2 separate regions of the Homo sapiens genome follow, and region 2 is linked to region 1. A link is a loop called in an ENCODE intact Hi-C map of the cell type or tissue named here. Cell type or tissue: endothelial cell of umbilical vein. All regions are shown on one strand. Each heading gives the region's core, and the rest is flanking DNA. Links, peaks and the distances in the headings are about the cores only.

Evidence for each region. Hi-C counts contacts between places; a loop is a spot of excess contacts. Peaks named below come from ENCODE experiments on the same cell type or tissue, not always from the same donor. Only the 100,000 strongest peaks of a DNase experiment are listed, where the experiment ranks them.
Region 2: a loop joins it to region 1, with 2.7 times the contacts of the local background. A loop is called at or near these places in 2 of 110 quality-filtered maps.

Annotation. Positions count from the first base shown.
Region 1 is chr1:89,081,837-89,090,184 of GRCh38, forward strand. All of the region lies in intron 4 of LOC105378841 (a long non-coding RNA gene), which reads left to right. Among named protein-coding and RNA genes, the nearest start is that of GBP1, 21 kb to the left of the region's middle. In endothelial cell of umbilical vein, for the core only: no CTCF peak of the experiment used is centred there; a DNase peak (open chromatin) is centred at 4,155; H3K27me3 peaks cover 277 bases.
Region 2 is chr1:88,969,881-88,977,553 of GRCh38, forward strand. The region is part of intron 2 of KYAT3 (kynurenine aminotransferase 3); the gene reads right to left. Among named protein-coding and RNA genes, the nearest start is that of KYAT3, 19 kb to the right of the region's middle. In endothelial cell of umbilical vein, for the core only: a CTCF peak has its summit at 3,832 (motif pointing right); a DNase peak (open chromatin) is centred at 3,871.

The DNA of each region.
Region 1 (8,348 bases), core at 1,677-5,676:
AAAATAAGGTTCATTGTTTAATATTAATGTCAGACTCCAAAATTCCTGATAGAGAGGGAAATGTATGTTCTTGGAAACAAACTTGAAATGCATATTGGAGAAGAGGCATAGCTCCAACAATTTAAGTATCAGCAGATACCTAAGCAAGAAAAAATGACTATTAAATTGCTTTGTTAAAAAATTTTGTTTGTTTTGAAAAACAAGGTAGTGAGTAGAGGGAAGAGGATAGAATATAGGAGAGGACAGACTGAAACTAGCAAGGTAGAAGTAGGCTGGGCTCTTGTGGAGTGAAGGGCTGTGGTTACCCTCAAAGTTATGATGGTCAGAGAAATCCTAGGAAGAAAACTTCCAACACTTACATCTTTAACTAATTCTACTACACTCAAATGTGCTTTCTCAATTGTCTTACATTTGGGAGTGAGGGTAGATGAGGCACTATGTCCAATTCTATCTCATGTTAAACTGCCAACCCAAAACTGAGAGGTCTTCTTCATTATGGTTGGGAAAGTCCTATTGGAAAGGATCTGTCAGTGACACAGCATCATCTCAGCTGGCTCTGGAAAACCACCAAATGGCATAGGAATATAACGGAAAACTCTGCATAACCACAGACACCAGAGTTAGACATAAAAGTGAAAGCACTCAAATGTTCATCAAGAGTTGAGCGTTAAATAATTCATGATATATTCATATAATAAACACTATAGAGCAATGAGAACAATTGACCTACAGCTAAACCCCAAAATATCTACCAATCTTACATGTTTATTATTGAGTAAAAGACACTGGATACTAAGAAATATGTACTCTAAGATTCCATTTGCCTAAAGTACCAAAGCAGGATAGTAGTCTTGATGGGTGTAGGAGGAGGTGGTAGAGCATGAAGAGGGCTTCATGGAAACTGTTGTATTCTGAATTTTCTTTGGGTGCTGGCATTCTGAATATATTTAGTTTGCTCAAATCCACAGAGCTGTATATTTATGATGTGTCCACTTTTCTATATGTGTATTTATGCTTCAAAGTAATTTACTTATCTAACAAAATATGGAAATAAATATAACAAAATATGCCAAGGACTATACACTGAAAACTATGCAATATGCCAAGGGCTAATAAATGGTGGAACATATCATGGTTATGGACTGGAAGACTGACTATTTTGTGAGTCTAATTTTTCCACAAATATATCTATATATTCAATGTAATTGCCAGACTTATACATATAGTGAGTTGATTTATGGTAACGATAGTGAAAGGATAATCTTCTCAATAAATGGTGTCAGGCCTTCTATACACGTTAGAAAGAAATAAAACCTGGTTCTTACCCTCCTGACATTAAAAATAAGGCAATTCCAAATGGATTATAGATCTAAATGTGGAAGATAAAACAATCAAACTTATAGAAAAAAAAAGTCAATGACATTATTTTCACATTCTCCAGATTGGGAAACTGATACAAAACTATAATATTAAGTGTAAAAAAAAAAAGTCAATACATTTAACTACATTAAAATTGAGAACTGACAAAGATATAATTAAGAGACTGAAAAGGCAAATCAAAGATTAAAAACATATTATATATATAATTAGAATATGTAATGCAGTCTTCAAATCTACAAAAAAATAGAAGTAAAAGTCTTAAATAAGCTCATCCAAAAGAGGATCTCCTAATGAACAGCAAACATGAACACATGTTCAACTTCCGTAATTGTCTTTTATTCTCAAGGAAAACCAAATTAAACTGTGAATGAAATCTACATGTACCCACTAGAATGACTATAATCCAAAAGGCTGACATATCCAAATGATGGCAAGAATGTAGAGCACTGGGGAGCCTTAATATTGCTGATGAGAGTATAAATTGTGACAATCATATTAAAAATCTATTTGATATTATGTACTATGAGGTGAAAAAATGCATACTATATATTGAATACTTCTACTCCTAAGTATCTGTAGTGAAATATTATTACAGAACCCAAAAGCTTTCACATATATTTTAATACATAATATTGAGTTAAGGAAGTCAGTCATACAGCAAAACATTGTGTATGTTTCAGTTTATATAAAGAATAAAAAGGAGACAATAGCTGGATGCGGTGGCTCACGCCTGTAGTTTCAGCACTTTGGGAGGCCGAGGTGGGCAGATCACGAGGTCATGAGTTTGAGACCAGCCTGGCCAACGTGGTGAAACCCCGTCTCTACTAAAGATACAAAAAATTAGCCGGGCGTGGTGGCATGTGACTGTAATTCCAGCTACTCGGGAGGCTGAGGCAGGAGAATCGCTTGAATCTGGGAGGCGAAGGTTGCAGTGAGCTGCGATTGTACCATTGCATTCCAGCCTGGGTGACGGGGAGAGATTCTGTCTGAAAACAACAACAACAACAACAATAACAACAAAACAGACAGTAACAATCTATGCTCTTCCAAGTCAGGTAAAAGTTTCTGTATTAATTATCTGATATTGCATAAGAAATACCCTCTAAATGTAGTGAACTGAAACGTTTATTGTCTCATAGTTTCTAAAGTTCACAAGAATCTAGGAAGAAGGGGGATAATTATCTTTGTCATATTGCTGAGACATAAAATAAAATGAGGATGGAGAATTGACCATTCGACCTATCAGCATGGAGCAGGCAGGTCATGAGAGGGACTGATTGTGTGGGACTCTTGATATTGAGATTATGGAGGAGGTTTAGTTACTGGTAAGGAAAAGTTTCAGGCTGAGGTGAGATGATAGAAAAGACTTTCAGCTATTAGGAGGTCAAGGAACTGAGAGGCTGGGGAGATGCTTGTCTACCATATCTGAAAGGGCCCAAAGATCAACAAGAGTAATGGTAAGGAGAGAAAGGGTCAGTTGTTAAAATATTCAGTGAATAAAGGCATCCTGGGAGATCCAGGATGCCTAGCACAAAGGAGTTTTGAGTAGTACAGCCTGATGACATGTGCTTCACTTTATGTGTTTGTTTTGTTGTTGTTTTGTGGTTTTCTGGTGGGTTGAGGAGCTAAAGAAAGAGGGTAAGTTATCCGGAAGCAACAATGAAGAGGAAGAAGGGCATTTAATCTGTCACTTCAAGCTCTGTCAAATTAGGAATATGGAGGAAAAGCATGGTGTCAACACTTGAGAAAGGTGCTGGCATATTGCATATGGAAAGCAACTCTGCCAGTCATCAGCTTTGTGAGTTCTCTATGCCTCCTTTCATCATCTTCTCAATAAGCACATCAATACCTAATTCATATTATTTTGTGAGGCTGAATTGGGATAATGTACATAAAAGTCTTAACACATTATTAGAGGCTCATTTTGAACTTTGAAAACTTAGTAACACTTTCAATTAAGTATTAAAACACATTTCCCAAACTTAGTATTTGAATGTATGCTCCTTCTAAAAATGTTTTCAGAGCACAAAATATGTAATAATGTTATCTTTTATGTTGGTATCATTAGTACTTTGCCTAATGTCTCTTTTGATATTTCACATATGTCTATAAAATGTCTATTCAGGATGAGAGGACATAAAATAAATTACATAGCATTTTGTATCTGTATAAAATAAATATGGTCTAAATAAGTATTGTCAGAATACTATGCAGCCATAAAAAAGATTGAGATTGTGTCCTTTGCAGCAACATGGATGGAGATGGAGTTCATTATCCTAAGCAAACTAACACAGGAACATAAATCCAAATACCACAAGTTCTCGCTTATAAGTTGGAGCCAAACATTTATTACATAGGGACACAAAGAAAGGAACAGCAGACACCAGGGCCTTCTTGAGGGTTGAGGGATGAGAGTGAGGGTTGAAAACTACCTATCAAGTACTATGCTGATTACCTGGGTGATGAAATCATTTATATACCAAATCCCTGTGACATGCAATCTACCTATATAATGCTTGCACATGTACCCCTGAACTTAAAAGTTGGAAAATAAATAAAAATAAATGTTGTCAGACCATGCTTTATTGACACCATATACTAAGCAAATGACTTAACTGTTTTTGTCTAGTGTTCATACTGTAAGAAAAAGCTAAATAAAGAGGATAAATGATTTGGAAGCAAAAAATAAGAATAAAGGGCATCAAATCTGTGACTCTGAGCTTTGTCACATCAGGAATATGGAGGAAAAGCATGGTGTCACCACTAGAGGGAGGTGCTGTCATATCACATATGGAAAGCAACTTTGCCACTCCTCAGCTTTGTGAGCTCTCCATGCCTTATTCCATTGTCTTCTCATTGAGCACATCAATATCCAGTTTGTATAGTTTAGTGAGGCTGATATAAGATAATGTACATAAAAGTCTTAGCTCATTTTGAACATTGAAAATGTAACACTGTCAATTAATTATTTAATATCAAGATACCTTTCCCAAACATATGTAAATATATGCTCTTTCTAAAAATGTTTTCAGAGCATAAAATTTGTTATAATGTGTAAATGTGTGATCTTTTATTAAGGAATTTTTTTGCCAATCATTTACATATTCCGCAGTTTGAACAGAGGAGTGTAAAGCAATTCCAGCAGCCGCAGCAGTACCTGTGACTGTAATAAGGCCCATAATGACCGTTATAAGGGTAAAAATAAATCTTTTTGTTTTGGTAAACAGTCCCCTTAACATTTCTGTGACAATATGAATGGAAGGAGAGGCTCCCCAAGGTCTATTGAGGGAAACCGGTATCCAAACTCCTTCTCTAGCCCTCACCAGCAACACAGATGTTTTTACACCAAATGTGCAATCAATACAGATGAAAAGGCAACAGTTTTGACAAGTAATGGTTTGAGAATTTGGTCGAATATTAATATTTCTGACAATTAACATTAAAGGAGGCTTGACACAACTCTGAATGGGTATTGTTTGGCTGGAACAAAACTGATACGTAAATTGATGTCTCCCACCTTCTCCATTAATATAATTTTTTTTTCCAAACCCGAATATGAGATTGGGCCATCATTAACTTTCATAATTCAGGATGTTTAGGGTCTATGATTGGATTACTCATTTTTGGATGTGGGTCGGCCATACCAAAATTGGTCCAAATTATGGGAAAATGAGCACGTTTTTCAGTGTAAATGGTGTCATCTCTTTGATAATATAGTTCTTGGTTTAGTCCTATCTTGCATCTATCATTCTGATTGGTACAATTAACTGCAAAGGTCCCCTTAGGGGCCCAATCAATGATGATTCCATAGGGATTATTTTGCAGTACCACAGTGTGATCAGTGATGCAATCCTTCCAAATCAATGTTTCTAAATCCTTTGACCATTATTGAGGTTGTTGACACCTCTCTTTTCTGGGCTTAAACTGTTCCAATTGAACCAAACTTTGTAAAATAAATGACAGGATACTGGTCTTTGATTATGACCTGGAATCTTAACTAGCCAATGTTGTCGGTAGCCTTTTAGGCAACAGATAGCCAGCCCTATGCAAACAGGGGGGAATTGATAACCCACGGACACATTTATTAACATTCCTTCCTCCTCTGGGTGAGAGGGCCCACGAGAATCTGTAGGCTCAGGCATCCAAACACTACTATGAACGTAAACCTCAACCGGGGTTTCCAACCATGTGACAGGCCTAATTAAAGGCAGGAATGGGACATATGCCCAATAGGCATAATTAGCTGCAGTTGCTCCTGCAGGCCTGGGGAGACTTACCACCGTTGACACAATCATCAAGGCTGCAAGCTGCATATTCTCTGGAGTTTGGATTACCCTTGTGTTCTTTAGGCTTTTTTCAGCTAACTGTGTCAGCTTCTTTAATTGTGCCCAAGTCGGCGGCTCCGCTTTCTTGGTGGATGACAACTTTATCTGTAAGTTGTAGGTACCTAAACTGGAAGGTGTTTTTTTCCTGGGGAAATACAAGCAAAACCTCTCCCACATGTCATCACTTTCCGTGTTTCCCATGTTTTATTTTTATTATCTTTCTACCAAATCAGTTTTCCTTCATGTGGGCTGTTCCTTTTACCAGTTAGATGTTCTGCAGGGGTAATGGTCTGATTTCTATAAATGTTCAAAAAATTTAAAGTATAGAGTATTAGATTAAGTTGCATCTGGGGAGTGTTAATACTCCTTACTGTTTCTTCCTTTTTTTTTTTTGTTTAACCAATTGAGCTTTCAGTGTTCTATTAGTTCTTTAAATTATGGCCTGTCTTTGGGAATTATAGGGAATTCCTGTTTTATGTGTAATTTTTCACTGATTTAAGAATTTTTGAAAAGCTTTACTACAGTATCCTGGCCCATTGTCCATTTTAATTTTTTTTTTTAACTCTCATGACAGCAAAACAAGATAATAAATGTCTTTTAACATGGGAAGTACTTTCTCCTCTCTGGCAGGTTGCCCATATGAAATGTGAATAAGTATCAACTGTCACATGGACAAATGACAATTTTCCAAATGAAGGTACATGCGTGACATCCATTTGCCATAACACATTAGGACTTAGACCTCTGGGATTAACTCCTGCCTCCTGAGTGGGCAGGTGTAGAATCTGACACCGGGTGCAATCTTGTACAATATTTTTTGGCTGTTTCCATGTGATATCAAATTTATTTTTAATCCTGCTGCATTTACATGAGTCAAGGCATGAAGTTCTTGTGCTTCCATGAATGCAGATGATACTAGCAAGTCAGCTTGTTCATTTGCTTTAGCCAAAGGCCATGGTAAATTAGGGTGTGCTCGAATATGAGTAATACAAAATGGGAAATTTCTTTTTCTTACAGTTTGTTGTAACAAATTAAACAGCTCGTTTAACTGATAATCCATACTATATTTGAGTAGGGCTGTCACATGGTTGGAACCTCCGGTTGAGGTTTATGTTAATAATAGTGTTTGGATGCCTGAGCCTACAGATACTTGTGGGCCTCTCACCCAGAGGAGGAAGGAATGTTAATAAATGTGTCCATGGGTTATCAGTTCCCTCCTGTTTGCATAGTTCCCTTGGCTGCGGGTGGGAGGTCCCCGGCTTCTTGCACTTCCTGGGTGAAGCAACGCCCCACCCTGCTTCTGTTCGCCCTCAGTTGGTTGAACCCACTGCTTAACCGTCCCAATGAGATGAACTGGGTACCTCAGTTGGAAATGCAGAAATCACTTGCCTTCTGCGTGGGTTTCACGGTGCTGCAGACCGGTGCTGTTCCTATTCGGCCATCTTGGTCCCTCCCCTCAACTGGCACTCTTTAAATAATAAAAATCTTATGAGAATCATCAAACCGTTTGCTGAATTTGATCCATTCTCTCATGAGTACTTGGAAAAATGGCAGTGTGTGAAAATAAATATGACAATTGTATCCAAAATAAATTATGAAGACTTAATTGAAATAGAAATAGGCACATAGAAAGTGAAATGTTAAATAAATAAAGCAGGTTCTAAAAACTACTTCCTTATTAGATTTTATACCAGATTGGATAAATACTGATCCTTGATTCTTACAAGCTAACACTATTACAAAAAATCTTGAAATATTTTTTCTAACTCAAATTATTTATCTGACTATATTCAACAAATGAAACAAATTCTAGTTGATTGTAACATGCCATTGAACAGGATTTGTGGGATTAGTCTGACTCTGTGCTATGATAATATAGCTATTATGAAAAGTAAGGATTAAAGATGTGTGCACTCTTTAAAAACATCACTAAATAAACAGAATGTGCTATATGGATCTTATTCTCTTTTATAAGGGAATAAGCTGACCTCATAGTACTGAAAATGTTAAATACTAAGGTATTTTCAAGTTATATTTTCTTTTTGGATTCATCATGAAGAAGAGTGTATTATGCACACAGATCAATGTGCATTTTCTTAATTTTTATTCTTTATGGATACATAATAGTTGTATGCATTTATGGGTTACATGTGATATTTTGATACAAAAATAAAATATGCAATGATCAAATCAGGATAATTGGGATATCCTTCACCTCAAGCATTTATCATTTCTTTGTGTTCGGAATATTCCAATTCCACTCTTTTAGTTTTTTGAAATATGGGTACAAAAATATAGTTAGAAGAAATAAGATTAATGTTGTTAAAAATAGTTTAAATGAAATGTCTACTTGTGATGACAAAGGGAAGGAAATATAAAATAAGTGGTAGGGGAGGGATAGGATGAACGTCAATTCTGCCTTTGATTGAAGTTGCAGGAGCAAACTGTGGTATGTGCCACCAACTCCTGTGTATTAAGTTTTTTGTAGAACTGTAGCTGGTTATGAACTTGAGGACTTGGTAACAGACTGAATTTAATGTAGGGCAGGCACAGTGATCAGAGTGCTGAAGGGGTGAACTGTGTCAGATGCATCTGATACACTGACTCATCCTCTCAATGTCTCCTCTCATCCCAGCTGTGACT
Region 2 (7,673 bases), core at 2,123-6,122, 110 kb before region 1:
CTCCTGGCCTCAAGGGATCCTCCTACCTTGGCCTCTCAAAGTTTGGGATTACAGGTGTGAGCTACCATGCTTGGCTGGAAGGAATGCTTTTTCAAATGAAATTTAGATGTTCATCTTCTCACCTAAGGACAAAAAGTATCATCCTACCCTAGAAAGCTAATCTGTTTTAAGGCTTGTAATGTAGTAAAGAGAACAATAATAATATTTAAAAAGTTAGTTTCAAAAAATATCTTAAGCCATGCTCTGAACATCATTTTAGGTAAGATGTACTAAGAGTTTCACAAGTAAGTTCCTTGTATGACATACAGGAAAGACTCAACAAATGGTTTTAAAGCTACTCAGTAAGGGGTTCCATAATTATTGCTAACATTATTGAGTACTGAGTATGTCCTAGGTACTGTTCTAAGTGCTTTACATAATGAACTCATTATTACTGTATGTTTACAAAAATATGTAGTAGTTCTATTACATAGTTAGAACTATGAGGTACAGAGGTACGGAGAGGTTAAGATCACACAACTTTTCACATCTGCTCAAGTTTATGAAAGCTAGTAACATTTAAACCCAAACAGGTTCAACTCAGGATCTGAACCCAGACAGTCTGACTCCAGAATCCATACTCAGAACTATTATATAATTTTATACTGTGTTTTATATAATAAGACCTTCTAAAAATATTACTAGAATGCTGCCTCTTAAAAGTATATTATAAATTTAGGATAAGCCTACTAATACCAAGCAAGCTAAGGCTGTAGTAGAAAAATAGGAATTAAAATTATCACATAGCATACAATTTTTTAGTTCTTTAGATTCTAAAATTGAGTTTTATACTATCTCCCAAAAGTATTGAATTAGCTTTGAGTTCATTGTTAACAAGCTGGTAGAAATAAAAAAATGATTGACAGCATTTTTGCAGAGAATTTTCTAATGGAATATTAATGTAATTTTAATTCAATCTGGGAAGATAACGATAATGGTTATTAAATAGACCATTGTTCTCATTCTATTCTAAATAATGGGACCAAGAAAAATACCTTTTTTAGTGTCATATTTTGTCTTTGAAACTCCAGTGAAGTAAATCACATGAAAATTCTCCAGAGGTTAAAAAGCTTGCTGGAATAGCATTATAATTACCCACCTGAACATGATGCCATTCTAGAGACAACAGTTGTACAACTACCAAGTTCTAGCATGATAGGTTGAAATATCTATCTTAACAAATGCTCTTGTCTATCTCTAACACAATGTTTAAAGCTTAATTCATTCAGTAGAGACCACAAACACAAAGGATGATTTATACATAAAAAAGTGAGTTTGATGTGCTGTAGATAATTTAGACACAAAATCCAACTTTAAATTATTTAGATAATTGAGGTTGAAATGCACTTTCAGGTTTAATTTTCTTTAAAATTTGTTTCTAGACTGGCCTCTTCTCTCATTGTTCTTCCTGCTTCCTCTTCCCTCCCAATTCTATGCCACACCCATTCTAATTTTTCAAATAGTCTATGTTCTCTCTCATTTCAGTAGTTTCATGTGTGATCTTTCCTATGCCCAAATGCTCTTTCTATACCAATGTTTCTCAATGTTTTTTTTTATTATTGCCCACCTAAGGAGACCTTCTTAGAAATTCTTTCCTAGTCATCTTCCCTCCCCTCAATTAAATATTAAGAGGAATACAATTTTGTCACATAGGATTGAGCTTTGGATGGTGACAAAACAGTGTGATAGCTAAGATTTATCTTGTCTGCCAAGCACCCATTTTCTTCTCCTGGGGGAGATCATGCCCTTGTTGAGAGTGCATGTTCTCTACTCAGTCCAATTCCTGGTCCCCACCACCCTTCCTTGCACTTGGCTAACTCCTATTCCACTTGCCAAGTGCAGTTCTCAAATTCGACTTCATTCCCTCCCAAAAGCCTTCTTTGGTTCTACGAGTCAGGGTCAGGTGCTTCTCCTATGTGCTTCTATTAAATGCAGTACAGCAAGTCATCACTTAAAAGTGTCATATAGGTTCTTGGAAACTGCAGCTTTAAGCAAAATGATATACAGCATGACCAATTTTACCATAGGCTAATTGAGATAAATAAGAGTTCAGTTTCTACAGCATATTTCTGGTCACAAAATCACTACTATACTTCTAAATAAAGAATGAAACACTTCTAATATGAAACATTGAAATAAATGTGAGCTATACATACATTTATTTTAAGGAACTGGCTTATGTGTTTGTGAGGGCTGGCAAATCTGAAATCTGCAGAGCAGGTTGGAGACTCAGGGAAGAACGGATGCTGCAACTGGAGTCAGAAGAACTCCCTCTTCCTTGAGGACCTCAGTCTTTTCCTCTTAAGGTTTTCCACTGAATGAGGCCCACCCATATTATGGATGGTAATTGGCTTTACTGAAAGCCTACTGATTTAAACGTTAATCTCATCTAAAATACACCTTCACAGCAATACCTAGACTGATGTTTGGCAAATATCTGGGTACCAGGGCATAGCCAAGGTGACACCATCACAGTGTCCAACATATAGTTATGCCTAGCACATAGTTTCAAATAATTATCTGATGAATGAATTTTTTTAAAAAAACCTCACTCACATTACAGGGTGAACTTATGGTGTCAGTTAGCTCTATCAGTCAGCTAAAGTTCGTTTATGCTTCAGTGATAAATGACCCCAAAGTCTTGGTGGCCTAAAATCATAAAGGTTTTCTTGTTCATACTACATATCCACTGAGGTTCAGCTGCTGCCCTGGTCTGTGTCACTGTCATTCTGAGACATAGGCTGATGAAACAGCCTTCACCTGGAACACTGCCTGTTTCATGGCAGAGGGAAGAGGCTCTTAAAAGGTTCTGTTAGGATGTGCACACATCACTTCTTTTCATATTTTATTGGGCAGAGCAATTTCACAGCTAAGCTTCACATCAGTGGGGCAAGGAAATGTAACTGTCCAGCAGGGAACAGCAGCAAATAATTGTGAAAAACATGGTGGAAATGAAGTCTGGAGGTATAATGAGATACGTGGTTGCTATGGGTTGGACCATGCCCCCCTTAGTTTCATATGTTGAAGTCCTAACTCCCAGTTCCTCCGGATGTAATCTTATGTGGATATAGGGTTACTGCAGATGTAATTAGTTAAGATGAGGTCATTAGCGTGAACCCTAATCCAATATGACTGGTGGTCTTATAAAAAGGTGAGATCTGGACATATACATAGACCCTGTGTGAAGATGAAGGCACAGACTAAGGTGATGCTCCTACCAGCCAAGGAATGCAGAGATTTCCAGGCAATCACCAGATGATAGTGGGGGTGGGGTATAGAACAATCTTATTCACAGCTCTCAGAAGGAACTGGCCATGCTGATACTTATCTCAGACTTTTAGCCTCCCAAACAATGAGGGAATAAACTGCTGTTATTTAGTAAGCCACCTAGTTTGTAGTACTTTGTTAAGGCAACCTGAGGGAACTAACACACTGGTGAAAGTTTACAAGACACTATACAATGTTCGGAGTCACCAAGATTCTGCAGTAGATGCAAATGCTCACTGTCTAAGTAAGAACTACTTCCCAGAGCAGATCCAGTATCAGGTAATTAAAATCAACCTAGAATCCTACGGGGAATCAGGGCATGAGTCCCAGGCAAGTAAGGGAATGTCTATAAGGCTTGTATAACTTCTGGATCAGCTAACCCTGTGATATGACTTTGGCTACCAGGGTGATTAAAGGCCTATACTTCCATGTTATTAACGCAAAACTGCTAGTGAAATCAAAGGTAGCATCTTTTAACCTTACTTATGCTCACTTGAGGCTAATTTCTAGAACAATGAAGTTCTAGAAATTCACCACCAGGTGGCAAGCTTGACAAAGATAAGGAAAAGATTAAGTCTTTAAAAAAGTTTGGACAGATCGAAAAAAACTAATACTGTATGTTGAACCCATGATCTTAAGACCCTAGTCCATCAAAGTTTCAATTGTATATATTTTTAGGACTCTTCCCATAAGATCTGAGGCAGGTGAGATGGGACAGGTACAGAAAAAGTCTTCCTAAATGATGGGCTGAAGCTGGGAGAATTGAGGCTGTGGATATCTGTGTAGTATGGGCTGTGAATCAAGTCTTCATCCAGAGAAGTCAAGGTCACAGCCAAAAAGTTTAATATTAGTAACAATAATAATAACTGCAAGAAAAGGCCAGAAATAGGAAATGCAAAGCTCATGGATGGAGAGGTGAAAACAGAACCAGGCTTGGGAAACAGATGGATACCACACTTCGGGACCAGGAAAGAGCAGAAGTGGGCACCCTTTTCATGGGGGGCCTGGATGCTGGAGGGCCCAAATGTTACTGTCTTTTAGATCTATGAAGTGGGGATTTGTAGTTGCAATCATGTGTCATTTAAAAATATTTTTAATTGTCTCTTAACAAAGTACTGTATCTTAAGTATTTTATGAATTTTCTGAGTCATAAAAATTTCACTTTTAATTACAACGTATGTTTTTGGTTGTTTTTGTGCCATATTTTACTCATTCATTCCCCTGTTGCTGGGCATGTTATTTCAGTGTCTTGTTGTCTTGCAATGCATTTTGGTGTCTCTCTCTTTTTTTTTTTTTTTTTTTTTTTTGAGACAGAGTCTTGCTGTTGGCCAGGCCGTAGTGCAGTGGCATGATCTCGGCTCACTGCAACCTCTGCCTCTTGGGTTCAAGCGATTCCCCTGCCTCAGCCTGGGACTGAGAGATGAAGCCAGGTGGACTTCCTGGGTCGAGTGGGGACTTGGAGAACTTTTCTGTCTAGCTAGAGGATTATAAATGCACCAATCAGCGCTCTGTGTCTAGCTAAAGGATTGTAAATGCACCAATCAGCATTCAGTAAAAATGCACCAATCAGCGCTCTGGGTCTTGCTAAAGGATTGTAAACGCACCAAATCAGCACTCTGTGTCTAGCTAAAGGATTGTAAACACACCAATTAGCACTCTGTAAAATGGACCAATCAGCACTCTGTAAAATGGACCAATCGGTGCTCTGTAAAATGGACCAATCAGCAGGATGTGGGCAGGGCCAAATAAGGGAATAAAGGCCGGCCACGTGAGCCAGCAGGGGCAACCTGTCCGGGTCCCCTTCCGTGGTGTGGAAGCTTTGTTCTTTTCACACTTCATAATAAATCTTGCTGCTGCTCACTCTTTGGGTCCGCACCACCTTTAAGAGCTGTAACATTAACCCGAGGGTCTGTGGCTTCATTCTTGAAGTCAGCGAGACCACGAACCCACTGGAAGGAAGAAACTCTGGACACATCTGAAGGAACAAACTCCAGACACACCATCTTTAAGAGCTGTAACACTCACCACAAGGGTCTGTGGCTTCATTCTTGAAGCGAGCGAGACCAAGAACCCACAGGAAGGAATAAATTCCGGACACAGGACTACCGGCACGTGCCACCATGCCTGGCTAATTTTTTGTATTTTTAGGAGAGACTGGGTTTCACCACGTTAGCCAGGATGGTCTTGATCTCCTGACCTCGTGATCTGCCCACCTTGGCCTCCCAAAGTGCTGGGATTACAGGCATGAGCCACAGCGCCCAGCCCCACATTTCAGTGTTTCTACTGTGCATTTTAATTATATGGTCTCTGCTCTTTTCCCCTGCATTTTAAAGTTTCACGTGGAAGGTGAGTGCTGTATTGTAACAAAACTAATTATCACAAGAAGGATAATATCCTCAATATTATAGTCATCTGGTTCTATCAAACTAAACACATTTAACTTTTGATTTACTTTTATTGAAGCTTTACATTATATATACAACACAGAGTCATGTGCTGCATAAACACGTTTTGGTCAATGACAGATTGCATATATGACGGTAGTCCCATAAGACTATATGGAGCAGGCCGAGCATGGTGGCTCATGCCTGTAGTCTCAGCACTTTGGGAGGCTGGGGTGGGTGGACCACCTGAGGTCAGGAGTTCAAGACCATCCTGGCCAACATGGTAAAACCCCGTCTCTACTAAAAATACAAAAATGAGCTAAGCGTGGTGGCAAGTGCCTGTAGTCCCAGCTACTCAGGAAGCAGTGGCAGGAGAATCGTCTGACCCAGGAGGTGGAGGTTGCAGTGAGCCGGGATCATGCCACTGCATTCCAGCCTGGGTGACAGAGCGAGACTCCATCTCAAGAAAAAAAAAAGAGTATATGGAGGTAAAAATTTCTACTTGCAGCCAGGTGCAGTGGCTCACGCCTGTAATCCCAGCACTTTGGGAGGCTGAGGCAGGCGGATCACAAGGTCAGGAGTTCGAGACCAGCCTGGCCAATATGGTGAAACCCTGTCTCTAATAAAAATACAAAAATTAGCCGGGTGTGGTGGCATGCGCCTGTAGTCCCAGCTACTCCGGAGGCTGAGGCAGGAGAATTGCTTGCACCCGGGAGGCAGAGGTTGCAGTAAGCCGAGATCACGCCACTGCACCCCAGCCTGGGTAACAGAGGTAGACTCCATCTCAAAAAAAAAAAACAGTTCCTACTTGCCTAGTGGAGCCATTGTAGCTGTTGTAACATTGTGGCATGATGCATTAGTCACGTGTTTGTGGTGATGCTGGTATAAACCTATTGCAGTGCCAGTCATATAAAAGTCTAGAACATACAATTATGTACAGTACATAGTACTTGATATGATAACAAGCAACTATGTTACTGGTTTATGTATTTACTATACCATACCTTTTATTGTTATTTTAGAGTGTACCCTTACTTATTAAAAAAAAGTTGACTATAAAACAGCCTCAGGCATGTCCTTCAGGACATTCTGGAAGAAGACATTGTTATCATAGCAGATGACAGCTCCATGCATGTTATTGTCCCTGAAGACCTTCCAGTGGGACAAGACGTGGAGGTAGAACACAGTGATACTGATGATCCAGTTCATCGGTAGGTCTAGGCTAACGTATGTGTCTTAGTTTTTAACACAAAAAAGTAAAAAAAGAAAATTACTAAAAATAGAAAAAATTTATAGAATGACATAAAATATTTTTAAATATTTTGTATAGTTTGTGTGTTAAGTGTTATAGAAGAGTCAAAGATTAAACATTTAAAAAGTTTATAAGGTAAAAAGTTACAGTAGGTGAATTGTCTTCAATTTATTATTGAAGAAGAAAGGTTCTGTTCTGTTTTGTTTTTTTGAGACGGAGTCTCACTTCGTTGCCCAGGCTAGAGAGCAGTGGCACGATCTCGGCTTACCACAACCTCTGCCTCCCGGGTTCAAGCGATTCTCCTGCCTCAGCTTCCTGAGTAGCTGGGACTACAGGCACGTGCCACCATGCCCAGCTAAATTTTGTATTTAAAAAAAAATTGATTTTTATTTTTTTGAGACGACGTTTCGCTCTTGTTGCCCAGGTTGGAATGCAACGGCGCAATCTTGGCTCATTGCAACCTCCACCTCCCGGGTTCAAGTGATTCTCCTGTCTCAGCTTCCCGAGTAGCTGGGATTACAGGCACCTGCCACTATGCCCAGCTAATTTTTGTATTTTTAATAGAGATGGGGTTTCACCATGTTGGCCAGGCTGGTCTCGAACTCCTGACCTCAGGCGATCTGCCCTACTCGGCCTCCCAAAGTGCTGGGATTATAGGCGTGAGCCACTGTGCCCTTCCTTTATTTTTGTACTTTTAGTAGAGACGAGGTTTCACCATGTTGGCCAGGCTG